Linked DNA regions of Homo sapiens: region 1 is linked to region 2. A link is a loop called in an ENCODE intact Hi-C map of the cell type or tissue named here. Cell type or tissue: thyroid gland. All regions are shown on one strand. Links, peaks and the distances in the headings refer to the core of each region. The heading gives the core; the rest is flanking DNA. Region 1 has its middle 8.6 kb from the start of NHLRC1. Region 2 has its middle 17 kb from the start of KIF13A.

Evidence for each region. Hi-C counts contacts between places; a loop is a spot of excess contacts. Peaks named below come from ENCODE experiments on the same cell type or tissue, not always from the same donor. Only the 100,000 strongest peaks of a DNase experiment are listed, where the experiment ranks them.
Region 1: a loop joins it to region 2, with 2.2 times the contacts of the local background. A loop is called at or near these places in 18 of 110 quality-filtered maps.

The regions. Positions count from the first base shown.
Region 1 is chr6:18,108,157-18,119,953 of GRCh38, forward strand. No RefSeq gene overlaps it. Among named protein-coding and RNA genes, the nearest start is that of NHLRC1, 8.6 kb to the right of the region's middle. In thyroid gland, for the core only: no CTCF peak of the experiment used is centred there; no DNase peak of the experiment used is centred there.
Region 2 is chr6:17,999,149-18,010,945 of GRCh38, forward strand. No RefSeq gene overlaps it. Among named protein-coding and RNA genes, the nearest start is that of KIF13A, 17 kb to the left of the region's middle. In thyroid gland, for the core only: no CTCF peak of the experiment used is centred there; no DNase peak of the experiment used is centred there.

The DNA.
Region 1 (11,797 bases), core at 2,522-10,521, 110 kb after region 2:
ATAAATATGAAATCTAGAAAAATACCAAATGTGGCCGGACGTAGTGGCTCACATCTGTAATCCCAGCACTTTGGGAGGCCGAGGTGGGTGGATCACCTGAGGTCAGGAGTTTGAGACTAACCTGGCCAACATGGTGAAACCTCGTCTCTACTAAAAATACAAAAAATTACCTGGGCATGGTGGTGGGTGCCTGTAATCCCAGCTACTCTGGAGGCTAAGGCAGGAGAATTGCTTGAACCTGTGAGGTGGAGGTTGCAGTGAGCTGAGGTTGTGACATTGCACTCCAGCCTGGGCAACAAGAGCAAAACTGTGTCTCAAAAAAATAAACTAAAATAAATAGAAAAATGCCGAATGTTTAGAAATTAAATACCATATTTTGAAATAATTCATGAGTCAATGAAGAAATGAAAAAAGAAACTAAAAAATGTTTGAACCAAATGGTAATAAAAATACACATATCAAAATATCTGGGATGTTGCTAAATCTGCACTGAGGGAAATTCCTAGCTTTTAGTGCTTATATTAGAAAAGAATAAAGGTCTAAAATCAATATCCTACATTTCTACCTTAAAAAGCTAGAAAAACTACAATTAATCCAAAGTAAATAGAAAAAAAACCAACAAAAAACAAAAACATAAGAAGAAGAACAGGAATCAACGAAATAGAAAGGCAGACAAATAATCGAGAAACACAGTAAGGCCAAAAGCTGGTTCTTTGAAATTGTGAGGAATATCAGTAAACCCCTAGCTAGTCAGATCAAGGAAAATAAAGAGGGATGGCTGGGCACGGTGGCTCACACCTGTAATCTCAGCACTTTGGGAGGCCATGGCGGGTGGATTACTTCAGGCCAAGAGTTCAAAACCAGCCCGGACAACATGGTGAAATCCTTTCTACTAAAACAAAACATTAGCTGGGCATGGTGGCGGGCGCCTGTAATCCCAGCTACTTGGGAGGCTGAGGCAGGAGAATTGCCTGAATCCGGGAGGTGGAGGTTGCAGTGAGCTGAGATTGTGTCACTGCACTCTAGCCTGGGGGACAGAGCGAGACGCCATCTAAAAACAAAACAAAACAAAACAAAAACAGAAAGAGAGAAAATATGTATTACCAACATCGAGAATGAGCAAATAGTTACCACTATAGAGCCTATAGACATTTAAAGGATACAATGGGGCATATTTTAATGTAATTGTCAACAAATTAAATGGACAAATTCCTTGAAAAATACTAGCTGCAAAACTGACACGACATGAAGCAAAAAATCCGAATTGCCATATATATAAGAAATTAAATTAATAATTAAAAAACTGTGGCTGGGTGCAGTGGTGCACACCTGTAAATCCCAGCACCTTGGGTGACTGAGGCAGGAGGATCACTTGAGCACCTGAGCCCAGGAGTTTGAGACCAGCCTGGGCAATACGGCAAAACCCCGTCTCTACAAAAAATACAAAACATTCACCAGGCATGGTGGCACGTGCCTGGAGTCCAAGCTACTCGAGGGGTTGAGGTGGGAGGATTGCTTTAGCCTGGGAGTTGGAGGTTGCAGAGAGCTGAGATCACACCACTGCACTCCAGTTGCGTGACAGAGTGAGACCCTTTCTCAAAAAAATAAAATAAAAAAAATTAGAAACCTTTTAACCAAGAAAAGTCTTGGCCACAACATTTCACTAGTGAATTCTATCAAATGTTTAAGAAGTTATATTAATGATACACAAATTCTATCAGAAAATAAAGGAGGGAGAACTTCCTAACTTATTTTGTAAAGCCAGCATATAACCCTAATGCCAAAACCTGAAGAAGATTATTACCCTCCGCTTCAAAAAATGTAAATTGATAAACATAGATAATTAAAGAAATGCATTTGGATATCCTCATCTGTCTCATCTGTTGTGCAGATAGTTCTAGCAAATTTAACGAGTACATGTAAAGCATTTATTTATTCATTAGAATAGAGGAAGTAATAATTTTACAATTTATATTTTAGTGTCCACCAGGGAGAACTGGTATGGCCTTGAGGAAATTCACTCCAAAATGTGATGGAATTGGCCTCCTGTATCACTAATTTCACAGTCACTCCAGGCATATCATTCAGTGGTTTGAAAACAGAAATAGACTACACACAGTTGTATATCTAGGAAGAAAAGTCATTCTGCTGAGGTTTATTTTGGAACACCTTGCTCATCAGAAAGCAAGCTGGGTAGAGGGCATAAATGGCTGATGGGAGGAAATTGGAGCAGGAGGCTGCTTTGATCCTACTGCACAAGTCACCATGCAGTCACACAGGGCCCCATGCAGCTCACAGCTCTGCTGCTAATGTTTGAGTTCACATATTTATAGAGCTCTCCACCCTTTGTCCAGCAGCAATAACAAATGACCCCCATGAATGGTGAAAAAAATATCTTGAGTACATACACTAAATTGAATTTTCCTGGTTATCATGTAAACTTTGATATGATTGAAAAGACTGAAAGCTGTTATATTAATATCAAAGTTAAATTCAAGACAAAAAGCATTAAAAGTGATAAAGAAAGTAATTTTTCTTGGCCAGGTGTGGTGGCCCACACCTATAATCCCAGCACTTTGGGAGGCCGAGGTGGGCAGATCACCGGAGGTCAGGAGTTTGAGACCAGCCTCGCCAACATGGTGAAACTCCATCTCTACTAAAAATACAAAAATTAGCCAGGCATGGTGGTGCATGCCTATAATCCCAGCTACTCTGGAGGCTGAGGCAGGAGAATTGCTTGAACCCAGGAGGCAGAGGTTGCAGTGAGCCGAGATCACGCCATTGTACCCAGCCTGGGTGACAAGAGCAAAACTCCATCTCAAAAAAAAAAAAAAAAAAATACTAGGAGTTAAGTAAAGTCCATGTAAATTTTACTTGTATAAAACTTATATACAGAATTTTCTCTCTGTAGATTATGACACTTTCCTTATGAAACTTGAGACTTCTGCTTAACCTCAAATTTTATTTGTATCTTCATCACTTTCTTCTTCTTCTCATCACTTCACAAAAATTGAGTTCACAGCAAGAGCTGATCACATCGCCCCTTGCAGTTAAACTGCAAGGAGCTAGGAACTGTGGAAGGCAAATGGAATATTTGGTAAATCAATCTCTCTCTCTCTCTCTCTCGAGAGAGAGAGAGTTCCGTATCCCATGTTTTGGAATTTCCAAAATTGAACTTCAATTAAATGCCACTAAAATTTACTTTTTGGCAGAAAAGTTTGCGGTTTATGTGATACATGCTCTGTTTTACAAAATCTGTATATGTGAAATGATTTTCAGGAATACGAATTTCATAGTGATGAGAGAACTCACTTCAAAAATGGTAACAGTTTTGTCTAATTAAAAGTGATTAAATGTCTGCATGCTTATCTGCATTTTCCAATTCCACAAAGAGCAGGTGTTACTTCTCTTCAGGGGGATAATTCAGGAGGAAAATTCCAAAGAAATGACTCCCAAGTCAAAGGCACATAAGAGAGAAAAATGGAAGAAAACTCTGGGGTTACAGTGTTTGGAAAGAATGTCCTCTTACAGGCTAGGCTTCTGCCATTTAGCACATGGCTTTTTTTTTTTTTTTTTTTTGAGACGGAGTCTCACTCTGTTGCCCAGGCTGGAGTACAGTGGCGCGATCTCAGCTCACTGCAACTTCTGTCTCCCAGGTTCAAGCAATTCTCCTGCCTCAGCCTCCAGAGTAGCTGGGATTACAGGTGTCTGCCACCACGCTCCTCTAATTTTTGTATTTTTAGTAGAGACAAGGTTTCACCATGTTGGCCAGGTTGGTCTCAAACTTCTGAGCTCAAGCAATCTGCCTGCCTTGGCCTCCCAAAGTGCTAGGATTACAGGCGTGAGCCTCTATGCCTGGTGGGCACATGGCTCTTAAAGTTCCTCCTCACCTTGTGGGTTAAGCCCTACACAACACTGGCATCAGATCAGAGAGCTGCAGAGCACTGTGTGCCAGAGAGCCAAAGAATTACATTCACAGATTTATGAAAATAAGAATATTTCATTAAAAAAAAAACAACAAAGACGTTTGGTTTAAGGGAAATAGCAGAACCTGACCCCCATCGCCAAGTCTTCCCCTGAGACCCTTGCTCTTGTCATGTAAATAGTTATCTCTCCACAGTACCTCTAAGTAGGGACCATTGTGTGGATCCTGTGACACTCAGATATTGACAGGATTCAGCCTACTTTATGAGTTGAAGTTCTGAAATAAGAAGGATGTCAATATTTCTTCCCAAAGAACATTACCTAGGGATTGATACAAATGATAACTATAAATCCCGCGAAGGGATAGTTGACATATTTGTTTATTCTCTAGAGCAGTGCTACCGAACCCTGGCTGTAAAATAGATTTACTTGGGAGAGATTTTTAAAAATAGCTGCCCTCCTCCAACCTAAAGCACCAGGCATTTGTTGGGTAACCTTGGGCAAGTCACTCCATCCCTGTGGATCTCAGCTTCTTCTCCTGTAAAGTCAGCTTAATAAAACCTGCCCTGTCTACTTCAAGAAATGTGAGGATCAAATAAATTAACGGCTTTGTGAAACAATGTATGAGTATTACAAAAATGTTAATTATGTTTAAATTCTTTAACCACACTCCTTGTAACCAAAGGCCTCTTTCTATTACAAGGACAGGCACTGCTGGAATACATTTGATGGCCATGAATGAAGTTATCTGACCCCTGTAGGGGCTGAGCCTTAGGATGTTGGACTGATTAGGCCCTATTTATGCAATAAGTAAAAACTCTGGCCTCATGATTATGGTCTTATTGGTTAACTTGGAAATACTAGTGTTCTCTTGGGCCCGCATGCATACAAACCTGGATGCCATCTGGAAAAGAAACACTAAGATGTATATATGGAACCACAAAAGACTCAGAATAGCCAAAAGTATCCCAGCCAAAAAGAACAAAACTGGAGGAATCACATTACCTGACTTCAATTTATACTACAGAGCTATAGTAACCAAAACAGCATGGTACTGGCATAAAAACAGATCCACAGACCAGTGGAACGTAATAGAGAACCCAAAAATAAATACATACACCTACAGTGAACTCATTTCCAACAAAGGTTCCAAGAACATACATTGGGGAAAGAACAGTCTCTTCAATAAATGATGCCAGGAAAACTGGATATCCATATGCAGAAGAATGAAACTAGACCCCTATCTCTCACCATATACAAAAATCAAATCAAAATGGATTAAAGACTTAAATCTAAGACTTCAAACTAGGAAGCTGCTATAAGAAAACATTGAGAAAACTCTCCAGGTTGTTGGACTGGGCAAAGACTTCTTGAGTAATACCCCACAGGCACCAGCAACCAAAGCAAAAATGGACAAATGGGATCACATCAAGTTAGAAAGCTTTTGCCCAGCAAAGGAAACAATCAACGAAGTGAAGAGACGACCCACAGAATGAAGGAAAATATTTGCAAACTTCTCATCTGACAAAGGATTAACAACCAGAATATATAAGGAGCTCAAACAACTCCACAGGAAAAACAATCTAATAATCTGATCTAAAAATGGGCAAAAGATCTGAAAATAGGCAGAAGATCTGATTTCTCAAAAGAAGATATACAAATGGCAAACAGGTATGTGAAAAGGTGCTCAATATCATTGATCATCAGAGAAATGCAAATCAAAACTACAATAAGAGATCATCTCGCCCCAGTTAAAACGGCTGGAGAGGATGTAGAGAAAAAGGAACCCTCATGCAGTGTTGGTGGGAAGGTAAATTAGTGCAACTGCTATGGAGAACAGTTTGGAGCTTCCTTAGAAAACTAAAGAAAGGGCCCGGGTGCAGTGGCTCACGCCTGTAATTCCAACACTTTGGGAGGCTGAGGCAGGCAGATCACGAGGTCAGGAGTTTGAGACCAGCCTGATCAATATGGTGAAACCCCATCTCTACTAAAAATACAAAAATTAGCCAGGCACGCTGGTGCATGCCTGTAATCCCAGATACTAGGGAGGCTGAGGTAGAAGAATTGCTTGAACCTGGGAGGCAGAGGTTGCGATAAGCTGAGATCGCACCACGGCATTCCAGCCTGGGCAACAGAGCCAGACTCCATCTCAAAAAATAATAATAAATAAGAAAACTAAAAATAGAGCTACCATACCATCCAGCAATCCCACTCCTAGGTATATACACCCCAAAACGGAAATCAGTATATCAAAGAGATATCTGCACTCTCGTGTCTATTGCAGCACTATACATAATAGCTAAAATTTGGAAGGAACCTAAGTGTCTGTCTACAGATGAATGGATAAAGACAATGTGGTACATATTCACAATGGAGTACCATTCAGCCATAAAAAAGAATGAGATCCTGTCATTTGCAATAACATGGATGGAACTGGAGATCACTATGTTAACTGAAATAAGCTAGGCACAAAAGTCAAACATTGCATATTCTCACGTACCTGTGGGAGCTAAAAACTTTAAAAATTGAACTCATGAAGATAGAGAACAGAAAGATGGTCATAAGAGGCTGGGAAGGGTAGTAGGGGGGACTAGTTGGGATGTGGGGGGCAAGTAAAATATCAAGCGTCAGCGTGTGTGTGTGTGTGTGTGTGTGTGTCTGTGTGTGTGTATGTGTGTTTATTCCAAGCCTCTGGCTTTTAGATCTTTTCCCACTAGAGAGGTTAATTTGGAATATGGAAAGGTCCATTTTTCTAGTCCTGGTTCTGCTCTTAACTACCTGTGTGACCTAGACTAGTCTTTTTACATACGTAGGCTTCGGTTGTCATTTGAGGGCATCATAATAAAAATATGTCTAAGTTTCTTTTCAGTCCTAAAACTCTACGGCTTGACACACAATTTTATCTGATCATTTTATAAGTAATTTCAGATTTGCAGTGTAGGTACTTTTATGACATTGTTAGTGAAGCCAGTGATTGATTTGACCAAAGTCCTTTGTCAGGAAATTAAGCTCCTATAAATAATATCATTATTTTTGCAGAAAAAATATGAACTGCTTTTTAATTTCCATAATGGGTATACTGTATATTATAATTTGCAGCCTATTAGTGAACAAATGTCTGTGGTTGGGCTGTGCATGCTGTATAGATGGCTCCTGGGAAAGGCAGAAGCTTCTTTATGCACCCATTATTGACCAGATTTAACCCAAAGATGAGTTTGACAACACTCCAAGCACACCATCAGGTGAGTGATCCAGGAACACTTTTAGTTCATTCTCTTCCCTCCAGATGGAGTTGGCATCACTGATATCACCTGATATTGGAGAGCTTGCAGATCAGTGTTTTCTCCACTCTTCATCATTTGACAAAGGATGTGACTCATGAAGACCAGGCAACCTTAATACCGCAAAGTCCCATGTACTTAGGTGAAAATGGAAAATGTGGTGGTTGAGAACATGAAGTTTTTCATGCAATTTCAACCCAGACTACCACAAAGTCACCATAATCCTTTGTAACTCTTTGAGTCACTCCACAAACCCACCACAAACCACTTTAATTCTAGACCAGCTTCTCCAAGCTACCCAGCTACCTATACCACTTCCCTTTTATCAATGAAAGAAATACATAGTCTAGAAAAATTCCTTGGGAAAAACACGTTAATTCAGCAAATATTTTTGAACGCCTACAATGTGTCAAACACCGCTCTAGACACTAGGGATACACTTAGGAACAACACAAACATCTTTCATGGAGTTTACATTCTAGATAGCTAGAAGCTGACAAAAACAAAGCAAAACAAAAACAAAAACAAAAAACCCCGATGCTTTTGCTTTTGATTCTTCTTCATATCTTTTAAACATGCTCCAGGTCGTCATGATCTTTCTTAAAATGTCGCATCCCAAAATCGAGCAAAAATTCCATTCAACTATTCTAAACTGAAACCTGGCCTTCCAGATCATAATGAAAGTATATTTGTAGGGTGAGCATGGTAGCTTATTTTGGGAGGCCAAGGATGGAGGACCACTTGAGCCCAGGAGTTTGAGACCAGCCTGGGAAACATAGTGAGACTCCATAAAAAAAAATTAAAAATTTGCCCAGTGTGGTGGTATGTACTTACAGCCCTAGCTACTGGGAGGCTGAGGAGGGAGGATGGCTTGAGCCCAGGGGTCGAGGCTGCAGTGAGTTATGATCACACCATGCACTCCAGCCTGGGTGACAGAGTGAAACCTTGCCTCTTAAAAAATATCTATCTATATATAATTTTTTATAAATATTTAAATAGAGATGGGATTTCACCATGTTGCCCAGGCTGGTCTGGAACTCCTGAGCTCAAGCAATCCTCCTGCCTCGGCTTCCCAAAGTGCTGGGATTACAGGCGTGTACCACCAATCTTGGCCAAAAAAAAGGGTATATTTTTAATATTTACATTTACCTTTGTCAAGGTAGGAGGATCAAATGTATTTTATTTAAGTTTGTTGGCTTGATTTATAAGTCTTAAATATTTAGACCTGTGGTATGTAAGCCTCTACTTGTTCTTTGGTCTCATACCCTACCGGTATTAGGGATTGATGAGTTAATGGGAGAGTGTTCCTCCCCACAGAATTTGTTTCCTACTCATGGCATCAAAATCCGTATATTTAAGACCAATTTTCTCCAAACCAATCATCAAAATATTACGACTCTTTTTTTTTGAGATGGAGTCTCGCTGTGTCACCCAGGCTGGAGTGCAGTGGCGCCATCTCGGCTCACTGCAAACTTCACCTCCCAGGTTCAAGCGATTCTCCTGCCTCAGCCTCCCGAGTAGCTGAGATTACAGGTGCCTGCTACCATGCTAATTTTTTTTATTTTTAGTAGAGACGGGGTTTCACCATGTAGGTCAGGCTGGTCTCGAACTCCTGACCTCAGGTGATCCACCCACCTCAGCCTCCCAGAGTGCTGGGATTACAGGTGTGAGCCACCATGCCTGACCAAACTTTCTGTTGCAAAAAAAGAAACAAAAAAAACCACAGAGATTTGTGCAGGTTAGCTGAAGCAGTGGAACATTTAGTATAAGAATTCTCATGGGATAGGAGAGAGTTGTTAGGACTCCAAGAATAGAAACCATAGGCAGCTGGGCCTTGCAGAGAGGCAAAGTGGAGTCAGGGCAGCTCCAGGGATCTTGCAGTAGGGATCATCATGCTGGTGCCCTGGAGGTAACATGGCTCCAAGCCACTGCTTTTCTGGATGCATTTCTTCCTCTCATTCTTACCTGGATTCCCGTGAGTTTTGTGTTCCCTTTGCCTCATAGCTTGTCATTCGTGATGTGGCTTGCCCACAAGGACTCTCTGCAACCCTGTAACTGAGCATATTTCTGGCATTCCCCAGGCTGCCATCAGCTTAACATGCTCCGTATTTCTCAATTCAAAATATCAAGGATGGCTGGGCGCGGTGGCTCATGGTTGTAATCCCATCATTTTGGGGGGCCGAGGCGGGCAGATCACCTGAGATCGGGAGTTCAAGACCAGCCTGATCAACATGGAGAAAACTTGTCTCTACTAAAAATACAAAATTAGCCAGGCGTGGTGGTACATGCCCTGTAATCCCAGCTACTCAGAGGCTAAGGCAGGAGAATCACTTGAACCTGGGAGGCGGAGGTTGCAGTGAGCCGAGATCACGCCATTGTACTCCAGCCTGGGCAACAAGAGCAAAACTCCATCTAAAAAAAAAAAAAAAAATCAAGGACCAGAATGTAATTGGATCTCTGTGCTCCTTGAAAGGAAGCCAGTTTCCTGGTCTAATTAATACATCTGGTGGAGCATCATTGGTTGATTGAGTGTCCTTCTGTTAGGTGTGCACCCCTATCTAAGTAGCTATGGTCCGAGGGGATCATGTAATAGAAAACCTGGCTGCTGACGGCTGGCTTATGATGGGACAGTTTTTCTTAGAAGTGGCTGTGGGCACAGAAGACACCATGGTTATTCAGTACAGTAGTTGTGGTGAGTCTCTGGCCACCCTATCATATTTGCTACACATTCTCCAAGAAAACAGTTCATCTCCTGACTAGCCATGATACACCACCATAGCATATCTCTATAGTGGAACACTAACGCCAGTATATATTTCTTCTTAATAAGGCAGGTGTAAGGATTATTAAATTTGCTATCATCAGTGGTTCTTCCTCATTTTTCTGAGGTGCACAGGTTAATGCTTCTTCCTCAGAAGGTTCATAATTCACTTCAGGTGGGGTCTGCACCCCACTTAGTCGGGGGCCAGGGAAGATATCTTCTGCATAAAGCACTAGCAAAATGGTGATGGTTTGGGTCCTGGGGTCCAGAGCTAGATTTGGTAGAGGGGAGATTTATGAGTGTGAACCAAGTTTTTTACAAAATGCCAAGGAAAGAGATTGAGAAAGCCAAGTCCAGGCGGCAAGTCCAGAAGGCAGAACAAGGTCAAAAGCAGGAGACAGTCCAAGGATCGGGAATTGGGCAAAATTGGAACAGATGGAGGGTGACGTGAGAACTGCTGACACAGGAGCCAAAGTGTCTGTGTTTGCTTTTATGGACTCACCAGGCAGGGCATGGGGGATATTCTGGAAGAGCCTATTTCCTTCTCCTTCTCCCTTTACTCCTGGGCAGGTTCTTTTGTTTCAACCTCTGAGAGTCATTCCAACCCTTCTTCATCAACTTGGAAGCTTTTACTTTCTGCTGGGGTTATTTTTTCCTGCCTGTCTCAGAATTCTCCAATTTCTTTAATAACCTGGAGTTCAGCATGACATATCTCAAGCCTTTTAACCAGCTTGCTTTAAAGAACAGTCTGTCTGGGCACAGTGGCTCATGTCTGTAATCCCAATACTTTGGGAGGCCGATGTAGGTGGATCACTTGAGGTCAGGAGTTCGAGACCAGTCTGGCCAACATGGTGAAACTTCGTCTCTACTAAAAATACAAAAATTAGCTGGGCGTGGTGGTGGGCGCCTGTAATCCCAGCTAATGCGGAGGCTGAAGCAGGAGAATAGCTTGAACCCGGGAGGTGGAGGTTGCAGTGAGCTGAGATCACACCATTGTACTGCAACCTGAGCAACAGAGCCAGACTCGGTCTCAAAAAAAAAAAAAAAAAAAAAAAAAAAAAGAACACAGTCCGGAAGATGAATTTTGCATCTGCCTTACAGGTCATTGAAACTATTCCCTCAGCGCATGTGTGCTTGAGAATCAAGAACAGCAAGCTTCATGTCTTCCTCAAGGAAACTCTGCTCCTGTCTTATGACATTCCTGGGAAGAGCTGCTTTATACAGTTCTTTTTATGTTGTGTATCCAGCCCCACCCCAGTCCCAAGCCTGATAATCTACCACGGAAAGATAGCAGTTACTAAGGTGGCTTGTTATCACAGGTCTGATACACTCCCTCATCATCTCACAGATGCGCACCTGATTCTTGACGTTGGGTAATCCACACGATGACCAGCAATACTACCTTGCTCACATACCTCCCTGTGTTGCATATTCCACACCTCTATCATGACTGCTGTCTGTAAAGGACACATGTCCAGCTTTATAGTCAGAGATGATGCCATTAATAATTCCAAAGAGAAAAATCTTTTGAATTGGCTCTACTAATTCTAAAATCATTAAAATGTCATTGTTCCTAAGGAAAATGGTCTAAGATCTATCCTCAGTTGCTGTACTCACAAATGACCAAATAAGTCTGAATTCGTATCTCCACCTGCAACAACGTTTCTTGTTATGTTTTCAGAATACCCGTGAAGTTACCAGCCTAGGGGTGACTTTAAGGGTGGAGTGTGTGCATGTGGGGAGAAGAGGTTTGTCCATAGAACTTCTTTTTAAAATGCATTTATAAATCGTGGTCTAGGGTGCCCCAAATCTTACTATTAGTGCTATATGA
Region 2 (11,797 bases), core at 2,615-10,614:
ACGGTGAAACCCCGTCTCTACTAAAAATACAAAAAATTAGCCGGGCGTAGTGGCGGGCGCCTGTAGTCCCAGCTACTCGGGAGGCTGAGGCAGGAGAATGGCGTGAACCCGGGAAGCGGAGCTTGCAGTGAGCCGAGATCCTGCCACTGCACTCCAGCCTGGGCGACAGAGCGAGACTCCGTCTCAAAAAAAAAAAAAAAAAAAAAAAAGAAATGAACTCTTGCTATGTTGCCCAGGAGGGTCTCTTAAGTTCTAGCTTCAAGCAGTCCTCCCTAAGGGTTGAGATTACAGGCATGAGCCACCGTGCCTGGTCTGGAGCAACCACTTTTAACCTTACGTACCTGCTCTGTGCACGACACTGGGCAAGTTACACACGTTCTCTATACCTCAGATTCCTCATCCACAAAATGTCACTAATAATACGACTCCTTTGCAGTTTTATTACTATTATCTCATTTATGAAATGAGATAATCTCCTAGTCAGCATTTTCCCGAGAAACAAAAACAATAGGATATAAAGAGATTTATTATAAGGAATTGGTTCACACAAATATGGAGGCTGAGAAATGCCACTATCTGCCATCTGCAAGCTGGAGAACCTGGAAAGCTGGTGGTTTAATTACAGACCAAGTCTGAAGTTCTGAGAACCAGTAGCACTAATGACGTGAGTCCCAGTCCGAGGGCAGGAGAAGACTGATGTCTCAGCTCAAGCAGCCAGGCAGAGAGTGGATTCAGCCTTCCTCTGCCTTTTTTTGTTCTATTGAGACCCTGAACAGATTGGGTAGTGCCCACACACTTTGGTGAGGTCCATCTGTGTTACTCAGTCTACCAAATGCTAATCTCATCCAAACACACGCTCACAGACACACTCAGAAATCATGTTTAACCAAATATTTGGCACCTCATGACACAGTCAAGTTGACACATAAAATTAATGATCACCATCACACCATGTAGAGTGACTAGCATTGTGCCTTCACACAGTAAGCATTAATGTTAGCTTTCATTATCACAGTGTGTTTTAATCCATTAGTTTGTTTGTTCCCCCATTGGACTGTTTCTTAAGGAATTAGCCAATGACACAATTCAATAGCATAGAACAAAATAACCTGATTAAAAATGGACAAAGATTAGCCAGGCACGGTGATATGCACTTGTAGTCCCAGCTACTTGGGAGGGCTGAGGCAGGAGGATCCCTTAAGCCCAGGAATTTGAGGCTGCAGTGAGTTAATGATCACACTACTGTGCTCCAGCTTGCTGTGTGACAGAGACCCCATCTAAAAAAAAAAGGCGAGGGCAAAGGACCTGAATATGAATAGACACTTTCCCAAAAAAGACATACAGAGGACTAGGTGTATGAAAATGAAAAGGTGTTCAACATTACTAATCATCAGGGAAATGCAAATCACAGCCACAGTGACATATCACCTCACACTTGTTAGGACAGTTGTTATCAAAAAGAAAAGATATAAGTGTTGGTGAGGATGTAAAGAAAAGGAAACCCTTGTATACTGTTGGTGGGAAGGTAGATTGGCATAGCCATTATGGAAAACAGTAGTAGGAAGGCTTCTCAGAAAATTAACAGTGGAACTACCATATGATCCAGCAATCTCACTTTTGGGTATATATCCAAAGAAAATAAAATCAGTATGTTGGTCAGGCACAGTGTCTCCTCCCTGTAATCCCAGCACTTTGGGAGGTCACTTTGGGCAGATCACTTGAGGCCAGGAGTTTGAGACCAGCCTGGGCAACATGGCGAAACCCTGTCTCTACAAAAAATACAAACATTAGCCGGGTGTGGTGGCGCACACCTATAATCCCAGCTATTCTGGAGGCTGAGGCATGAGAATCGCTTGAACCCAGGAGGCAGAGGCTGCAGTGAGAGTGAGCCGAGATCGCACCACTGCATTCCAGCCTGGGTGACAGAGCTAGACTCTGTCTCAAAAAAATTAAAATAAAATAAAATAAAATAAAATAAAATAAAATAAAATCAGTATGTTGAAGAGATATCTGCACTCCCATGTTCATTACGGCGTTGTTCACAGTAACCAAAATGTGGAAATGTAAGTGTCCATTGATGGCTGAATAGATACACACACACACACACACACACACACACACACACACAGTTGAATCACATTCAGCCATAACAAAGAAGAAAATCCTGCCATTTGTGACAACATGGATGAACCTGGAGGACGTTATGTGCTAAGTGAAATAAGCTAGACACAGAAAGAAATATTGTCTTATATGTGGAATCTAAAAAAGTTGAACTCTGTCAGGCATGGTAGCTTATGCCTATAATCTCAGCAATTTGGGAGGCCAAGGTGAGTGGATCACTTGAGCTCAGAAGTTCGAGACTAGCCTGGGCAACAGGGTGAAACCCCCAAAAATAGAAAAAAAATACAAAAACTAGCCGGGTGTGGTGGCATGTGCCTGTAGTCCTAGCTACTTGGGAGGCTGAGGTGGGAGGATGACTTGAGCCCAGGAGGTGGAGCTTTCAGTGAGCCATGATTAAGTCACTGCACTCCATCCTGGGCAACAGAGCCAGACCCTGTCTCAAAAAATACATAAATAAAAATTAAAAAATTAAAAAGTTAAACTAATAAAAGCAGAGTCAAATGGTGGTTGCTAAGGGTCTGGGGATAGAGGAAATAGATGGATCCATTCATCCATCGATGGACATTTAGGTTTCCATATTCGGTCAAAGGGTACAAACTCCATTTATAAAGATGAATAAGTTCTGAGGGTCCGATGAATAGCATGGTTGCTGTGGTTAATAATGCTGTAGTGTTTACCTGAAATTTTCTAAGAGAGCAGATCTTAAAGTGTACTCACCACACACACATACACTCACACACAATGGTAATTATGTGTGGTAATGGATGTGTTAATTAATCTGTTTATGGTAATCATTACACAATGTGTACGATACACCTTGAATTTTAATTTGTGAATTATACCTCAGTAAAGCTGGGAGAAAAAGAATTCAAGTGTGTAAAGTGGCAGGCACATGGAAGGAACCAAGTAAAAAGTACTCATTTTATTATTACTGTTGTTGAAGATGGTAGGAAACTTCCTCTGCTCATCTGAATATCTCCAATCCATGGCACAGAACTTGACACCTAGTACCATCTCAATGGAAGTTTCACGGAATGAATTAATTGAATAATTGGGTCTCTGTTCTTATCAAAATACTCAGCAGCAAAGTATATGCACGGATTACTGTGATGTTCCCAATTTTTTTTCCTTCAGAGCCTGTGACACATTCTGGTAAGCATTCTCAGCACTGGCAGGTCTTCATCCATCACCTAATCCTGGTATTTTCAAGCTGGAGGGAAACTTAGAGATTATTTAATCCAATCGTGTTGCCTTAGACAGATAAATCTAAGACATCACTAAGGTCACATAGTTGGTCAGTAACAAATCAAGAAAGACTGGCTTCATAGCATAAGTGATTTTTTTTTTTTTTTTTTTGAGTGAGAGTCTCGCTTTGTCACTCTGTCACCCAGGCTGGAGTGCAGTGGTTCGATCTTGGCTCACTGCAACCTCCGCTTCCCAGGTTCAAGAGGTTCTCCTGCCTCAGCCTCAGCTGGGATTACAGGGTGCACCACCATGCCTGGCTAATTTTTGTACTGTTAGTAGAGACAAGGTTTCACCATGTTGACCAGGCTGGTCTCGAACTCCTGGCCTCAAGTGATCCACCTGCCTCAGCCTCCCAAAGTGCTGGAATTATAGGCATAAGCCACCAGGCCTGGCCTGCATAAGTAATTTAAAGTCATTTGCAGTTAAGTCTGGCAGTAACATGAGTGAATCAGCTGGGAAATATGGGTTGGTCCAAAATCAAGGTGTGCGTGAAAACAAACCAGACTGCCCTGCTCTCAGGGCGGTGAAGGTGATCTGAAAGAAGAGCCCCCACTACCCAGTGCGGAGATGCCATCACTGCTATGTGAGTTGCCTCCCAAGATGGCTGCTTTGAAGGAGAGTATCCAAACAGGCTTCACCAGCTCCCTGCCATGGTCACAAGTTTTTTTCTTTTTTCTTTTACTTTCTTTTTTTGTCAGTCAATCAGCTGACTATATTGACAAGATACTGATTGGTTCCACATTGAAGAAAACATACAATACAAAATACAGGCCAGGCGCAGTGACTTATGCCTGTAATCCCAGCACTTTGGGAGGCCCAGGTGGGTGCATCCACTGAGGTCACCAGTTTGAGAACAGCCTGGCTAACACGGTGAAACCCCGTCCCTACTAAAAATAGAGGCTGGGCCCAGTGGCTCACACCTATAATCCCAGCACTTTGGGAGGCCCAGGTGGGCGGATCACCTGAGGTCACCAGTTTGAGCCCAGCCTGGCTAACATGGTGAAACCCCGTCTCTATTAAAAATAGAGGCTGGGCCCAGTGGCTCACGCCTATAATCCCAGCACTTTGGGAGGCCAAGGAGGGTGGATCACCTGAGGTCTGGAGTTTGAGGCCAGCCTGGCCAACACGGTGAGACCCCGTCTCTACTAAAAATACAAAAATTAGCTGGGTGTGGTGGTGGGCACCTCTAATCCCAGCTGCTTGGGAGGCTGAGGCAGAAGAATTGCTTGAACCCGGGAGGTGGGGGTTGCAGTGAGCCGAGATCGTGCCACTGCACTCCAACCTAGGTGACGAGAGCGAAACTCCGTCTCAAAAAAATAGAATAAAAAAAATAAAAATATAAAAATTAGCAGGGTGTGGTGACACACACCTATAGTCCTAGCTACTCAGGAGGCTGAGGCAGGAGAATGGCTTGAACCTGTGAGGTGGAGGTTGCAGTGAGCCAATATCGTGCCACTACAGAGTGAGACTCCATCTCAAAAAAAACAAACAAAAACAAAAACAAAAAAAAACACAGAAAAAGTTGGTTCTATCCCCTCTCACTCCCCTCCCTCCCCATCCACCCCCAAATATTCATCATGGTGGCCGGGGAAGGTGGCTCAGGCCTGTAATCCCCACACTTTGGGAGGCTTCAGTGGGCAGATGGCTTGAGCTCAGGAGTTTGAGACCAGCTTGGGCAACACACCGAAACCTCGTCTCTACAAAAAAAAAAAAAAAAAAAAAAAAAAATAGCTGGGCTTGATTTGGTCAGAATAGGGCTCAGAGCCAGAGGTCAGGGTGACCGAGATGGAGGGGTTGTGGGCAATGGGCTCATGGATGTCGAGGTGTTTTTTTTAAAGACTCCTTTCCCAAGAGGTTGCAGACCTAGAGAACTGAAGCAATCTGACTCAACATCAGCTCTCAACATTTTGCTTCTGAGTCTCTGCCAGGCTTTCTACCCACCGCTTCCAACGTGATGCTCTGAAGACTTGCGCAGCTCAGGCTCCTTTTCTAAATTCCAGAACACTGAAAATGATGTGAGTGAATCTTTTCATTTTTTCTAAGGTTGGTACATAATGAGCACCACTCTGAATGCACAGTAGAGAAGTTAATTCATTAGAACAGTGGATGCCATGGGGCATCAGGGCTTAATTCTCTTGTGGAACCTGGTGGAGAAAGGACCCAGTGGGTTCTTCCTTTAATTCCCAATCTGTCATACTCTAGTGTGTCTTTGCTCCATGCCATTGAAGATATCAGTGCACCCTGCTCACCCCCGACTCCTGGCTCCCTCCAGCCTCACTGGGGATGTGCGGGCGGGGCAATGCTCTTGTCAGTAAAGGAATACTGATACATTTGGGTTTTTAAAAAATGGTCTTCTTTTCTTTTTCTTTTTTGAGACACAGTTTCACTCTGTCACCCACGCTGGAGTGCAGTGGCACAATCTCAGCTCACTGCAACCTCTGCCTCCCGGGTTCAAGTGATTGTCCTGCCTCAGCCTCCCAGTTAGCTGGAATTACAGGCGCCCACCACCATGCCCAGCTAATTTTTGTAGTTGAATTAGAGATGGGGTTTTGCCATGTTGGCCAGGCTGGTCTCAAACTCCTGACCTTAAGTGATCCCCCCCACCTCAGCCTCCCAAAGTGTTGGGAGCAGTGTGAGCCACTGCGCCTGGGTGAAAAAAAAATGTTTTTCTTTTAGTCATGTTAATATGAGGACAGATAACTAGGGAAAATAACAAACTAATCTTGTTTGGAATTTAAGGCAGCTGTGACTAATTAATGCATTAATTCCTGAAAATGAAAAGGCCTTCTTTGCTTCAGGATTCAGGATTCAAAATTCATGATTCAAGGTTCAGGATGTGAGTCCGCTCTTTTGAACTATGATTCCTAACCTCCTAGGCCCTCATTAAACACTTCTGCAGATCTTTGCCTGCACGGAGTATAGTTGTCTTCCAGAAAGTCTTCAAGATGAAAGGAAAACAATAACCTGCAAAATCTTTCTCCAGGGAAAGCGCCTTCATGTGAGCTAGGAGGAGTTCCAGTTTCCACATGAAGCGCTTGCTGATGGACAGTTAATTTCCCTGCTCACTGGCTCTGCTTTCCAGGTAGCACTGCAGGTATCACTTTATAATTTTAAAAAGCATTTCTTGAAGACCTTGGCAAAATTCTGAGACGAGTGGAAGAAATATGCCTCTAAAAATGACTGTTCCGTTTTGAACAAGGAAATCCTACATTTTTGTAAAGGGAGGAATGTTCTGTAATGGCAGCAAACAGATGTGTTTCCAAAAATAGATTGTAAGGCAGCGCTTATAAGGCTATTGAGAACCTTGGTTGTTACGTGAATGCTTTCTCAAAAAAACCTAAAAAAAAGTTCAGCCACTTAAGTGACCTTAAAAAAGCCTTAGCTAGGCAGGAGAATGGTGTGAACCCGGGAGGCGGAGGTTGCAGTGAGCCGAGATCGCACCACTGCACTCCAGCCTGGGCGACAGAGCAAGACTCCGTCTCAAAAAAAAAAAAAAAAAAAGCCTTAGCTGTGTGTGTGTGTGTGTGTGTGTGTGTGTGTGTGTGTGTGTGTGTGTTTATCCTCCACAGTCCGTGCAATGACAGCAAATTTTCCTGTAAGAGCTTTTTAAAGATGTTATTTTAATATTTAAATATATATATATTTTTAATAGAGACAAGGTCTCACTATCTTGCCTGGGCTGGTCTCGAACTTCTGAGCTCAAGGGATCCTCCTGCCTGGGCCTCCCAAAGTACTGGGATTACAGGCATGGGCCACCATGCCTGGCCCTGGAAGAGCTTTTAATAAAAACTTGCTGGGCATGGTGGCTTACCGAGGCAGGCGGATCACCTGAGGTCAGGAGTTTGAGACCAGGCTGGCCAACATGGTGAAACCCTGTCTCTACTAAAAGTACAAAAATTAGCCAGGCGTGGTGGTGGCGCCTGCAATCCCAGCTGCTCAGGAGGCTGAGGCAGGAGAATCACCTGAACCCGGGGGGTGGAGGTTGCAGTGAGCGGAGATCGAGCCACTTCACTCCAACCTGGGCGAAAGAGTGAAACTCTGTTTCAAAAAAAAAAAAAAAAAAAAAAGATTATGACACAGTTTGACAGATTGAGACACAGTTTCACTCTGTCACCCAGGCTGGAGTGCAGTGGCACGATCTCAGCTCACTGCAACCTCTGCCTCCCGGGTTCAAGTGATTGTACTGCCTCAGCCTCCCAGTTAGCTGGAATTACAGGCGCCCTGTAATTATGTAAAAGCATTTTACATAATGTTGTAAAATTATGTAATTATGTAAAAGCAGCTAAATGTCAATTATTAATGTAAGTGATTGTTATTTTGGAGTTTATTATAATTTTTTCTTTTTTTTTTTTTTGAGACAGAGTTTTCCTCTGCTGCCCAGACTGGAGTGCAGTGGCATGACCTCGGCTCACTGCAACCTCCGCCTCCCGGGATCAAGTGATTCTCCTGCCTCAGCCTCCGGAATAGCTGGGATTACAGGCATGCAGCACCATGCCTGGCTAATTTTTTGCATTTTTAGTAGAGACAGGGTTTCACCATGTTGGCCAGGCTGGTCTCAAACTCTTGACCTCAAGTGATCCGCCTGCCTCGGCCTCCCAAAGTGCTGGGATTACAGACGCGAGCCACCACACCCGGCCCTATAATATTGTTTTGATTTATAAATGTTTAAAAATATTTTATCATATAGTTCTAAAAAAATAAAAATAGGCTTGGCGCGGTGGCTCACGCCTGTAATCCCAGCACTTTAGGAGGCTGAGGCAGGTGGATCACGAGGTCAGGAGATCGAGACCATCCTGGTTAACATGGTGAAAACCCATCTCTACTAAAAATACAAAAAATTAGCCAGGCTAGTGGCGGGCGCCTGTAGTCCCAGCTACCTGGGAGGCTGAAGCAGGGGAATGGCGTGAACCCGGGAAGCAGAGCTTGCAGTGAGCCGAGATCGTGCCAGGGCACTCCAGCCTGGGTGACAGAGCAAGACTCTGTCTCAAAAAATAAAATAAAATAAAAATAAGTACAAATACAAATTTTAAGGCTGGGCATGGTGGCTCACACCTGTAATCCCAGCACTTTGGGAGGCCAAAGCCGGGGGGAGTGCTCAAGCCCAGGAGTTTGAGACCATCCTGGGCAACACAGAGACACCTTGTCTCTACAAAAAAATTAAAACATTAGCCAGGTGTGGTGGTGCATGCCTATATTTCCAGCTACTCAGGAGGCTGAAGTTGGAGGATTGCTTGAGCCCAGGAGGTTGAGGCTGCAGTGAGCGTGATCATACCACTACACTCCAGTCTGGACAAATTTAAAATTTTTTGAAGAGAAACTCTAATGCTGTATACCAATAAGTAATTTCTCACAAAAGAAACAGATGCATGTTGCAAGTGAAAATAATACTCAATGAAGCTGAAGTAGATTGTTTGTAAGCCTAGTGAAAAGCAAATTTTTTCAATGAATGTTGACAATAATTCATAATCAGACACAATGTTGGTATTTAACATGAGCATGAGCATGATAAAGAAATCAAGTTAAAACACAAAATGTTTTACTTACATTTATTCTTAATCTCAAAATGTACTTTTAGATTTAAAATGCACTTAATCTCAAAATGTACTTTTAGATTTTGAAAAAGTTTTAGTTTTTTAAAAATTGTAATAAAAATTGATCTTATCCATTTAAATGAACTATAATCTGAATACTAGTTGATTAAAAAATGAGTTAAATTTACAAATTATTTATATGAAGGAATAATTCCTATAAATTGTAGGAATTGCATGATTCCTACAAATCAGGATCGAGATTGCTTCATTTGTGGCTGTCATAGTAATGACAGGATCCCATACAGAGCTGTGTGTTACTATTTGGGTTTCGATGTGTCTCAGGTCATGTTGTCTCTGAGGATGCTAACAGAAGAATGCTTTCTCATGACCGACTTCAACAGCAGGCACTTTGCATAGATTTAACTATAGTGCAGATTTGAGTTTAGTCACAGCATTACTCTGGCCACCATTGGAGTACAGGCACATCTAAAATGTTTTCTGACGGTCTATTAGAACCAGTCTTAAAAACATGTATTTGAAAGTGAAGCTCAAGAGCCTCCTGGGCCAGAACTCACTCTAAGGATAGAAGAGACCAGACATAAAGACTTGATCATTGGAAGACGGTGAGGATTCTGAATAGAATAGAGTGGGTTTTGCTCTAATTTTCTAATCAGTCAGGGGATCTCAAAGATGAAACCAAGGATCCCCTAAAGTCAGGATAACTTGAGGAAAGTTTGGGGACGTTTTACAAAGGTGGGTAGACAGGGAACCTCAGGGACAGTTAAAGCCAGGGGAGATTTTTGCTATACTCTGTATATGCCTGTGTGTGTGTCTGTGTGTGAAAGAGACAGACACAGATTTTTTGCAGGGATTTGACCTCCCACAGTTGTGGAAGTGATTAAGCAGGCTCTGTAAGACTTGTCTTTGTGTGTGATGCTAGAACTTGACGCCCAGGGAGTGAAGAGCTGGGAAAGATGGATGTGTAGTGTTGGGGAGCAAGAGCCGGCTGGGACCCACTGGCATGAGTTGGAGCCCCATGAGAAACTAAAATCCATGTCCATTTTTCTTAACTCTGACCTTACTGGTGTGGGTATCCTGCGGAAGTCAGGGCCTCTTGCCCAGAGCTAAACACACACCTGGCCTAGGAGGCAAAGAAGCTGAAAGGGGAGCAGTTGCAGGCTGCTGCCTCCTGGCCATGACAGCCCGCAGACTAGCAACCATACATGTGACTTTAAAAACTGCTATCACCGGGCGTAGTGGCTCACACCTGTAATCCCACCACTTTCGGAGGCCGAGGTGGGAAAACCATCTCAGGTTGGGAGTTCAAGACCAGCCTAACATGGAGAAACCCCATTTCTACTAAAAATACAAAATTAGCCAGGCTCGGTGGCGCATACCAGTAATCCCACTTACTCAAGAGCCTGAGGCAGGAGAATCCCCTGAACCCAGGAGGCAGAGATTGCAGTGAGTCGAGATCACACCACTGCACTCCAACCCGGTGTCAGAGCCACTCTCAAAAAACAAATGAAAAAACAGCTACTGCTTCCTTTCTGCTGCCAAATCTCTCACAGGAAGATTTAGAAAAGGAGTTCTGGGAAATCAGTCCTAGCCACCTTGACACATTAAAAACTCCACAGCCCTCTGCATGACTGTTTAAATACTCGATACTCAAATTCCGAAACAGGCTCAACACTACCTCCAGAATCTGGACTGATCTTTCTGGTTTCCTTTTCTTGAGATAGGATCTTATAGGCACCCAGATTTGAACGCAGTGGTGTAAACTTATTAGAACACTTAACTCCTGAGCTAAAGTAATCCTTTGGTAAATTCTTAGGTTCAAGCAATCCCCCCACGACCTCAGGCTCGCAAGTATCTTGGACTGTAGATACCTACTGCGTCCAATATTGAGTAGGTTCTTGCTTCACACTAACTTCAAGAATGGGCCGGGCGCGGTGGCTCACGCCTGTAATCCGAGCACTTTGGGAGGCCGAGGCGGGTGGATCATGAAGTCAGGAGATCGAGACCATCCTGGCTAACAAGGTGAAACCCTGCCTCTACTAAAAATACAAAAAATTAGGCGGGCGCGGTGGCGGGCGCTTGTAGTCCCAGCTACTCGGGAGGCTGAGGCAGGAGAATGGCGTGAACCTGGGAAGCGGAGCTTGCAGTGAGCCGAGATTGCGCCACTGCAATCCGCAGTCTGGCCTGGGCGACAAAGCAAGACTCCCTCTCAAAAAAAAAAAAAAAAAAAAAAAAAAAAAAAAACCAGACTTTCCTAGTTAAGTATTAGTTCTTAAAAACAGCAAATCCAGAGTCTGCTCTTTTCTGATGTGCTGTGAGTCGACGCTTTCTGCTGGTGGGTTCGTGATCTTATTGGCTCAGAAGTGAGACTGCAAACCTTCACAGTGAATGTCATTAACTCTTAAAGCAGCGTGACTGAAGTTCTGTGTTATTTCCACCAAGTTCGTGGTCTTACTGGCTGAAAAACTGAAACAGCAGACCTTTTCGGCAAGTCTTATAACTCACAAACACAGCACAATAAATCAAAGGTAAAACAACAATGCACCTATACTATGAAAACAAATTTTTAACAAGTTACCAGTACTAGCTTGGGCAGCCTGCATTTATTCTCTTATCTGGCCCCACCCACATCGCACTGATTGGTCCATTTACAGAGAGCCAATTGGCCCATTTTACAGAGAGCTGATTGGTCCGATTTGACAGGATGCTGATTGGTGCATTTACAATCCCTGAGCTAGACACAAAAGTTCTCCATGTCTCCACTAGATTAGCTAGACACAGTGTCCATTGGTGCATTCACAAACCCTGAGCTAGACACAGGGTGCTGATTGGTGTGTTTACAAACCTTGAGCTAGATACAGAGTGCCGATTGGTGTATTTAC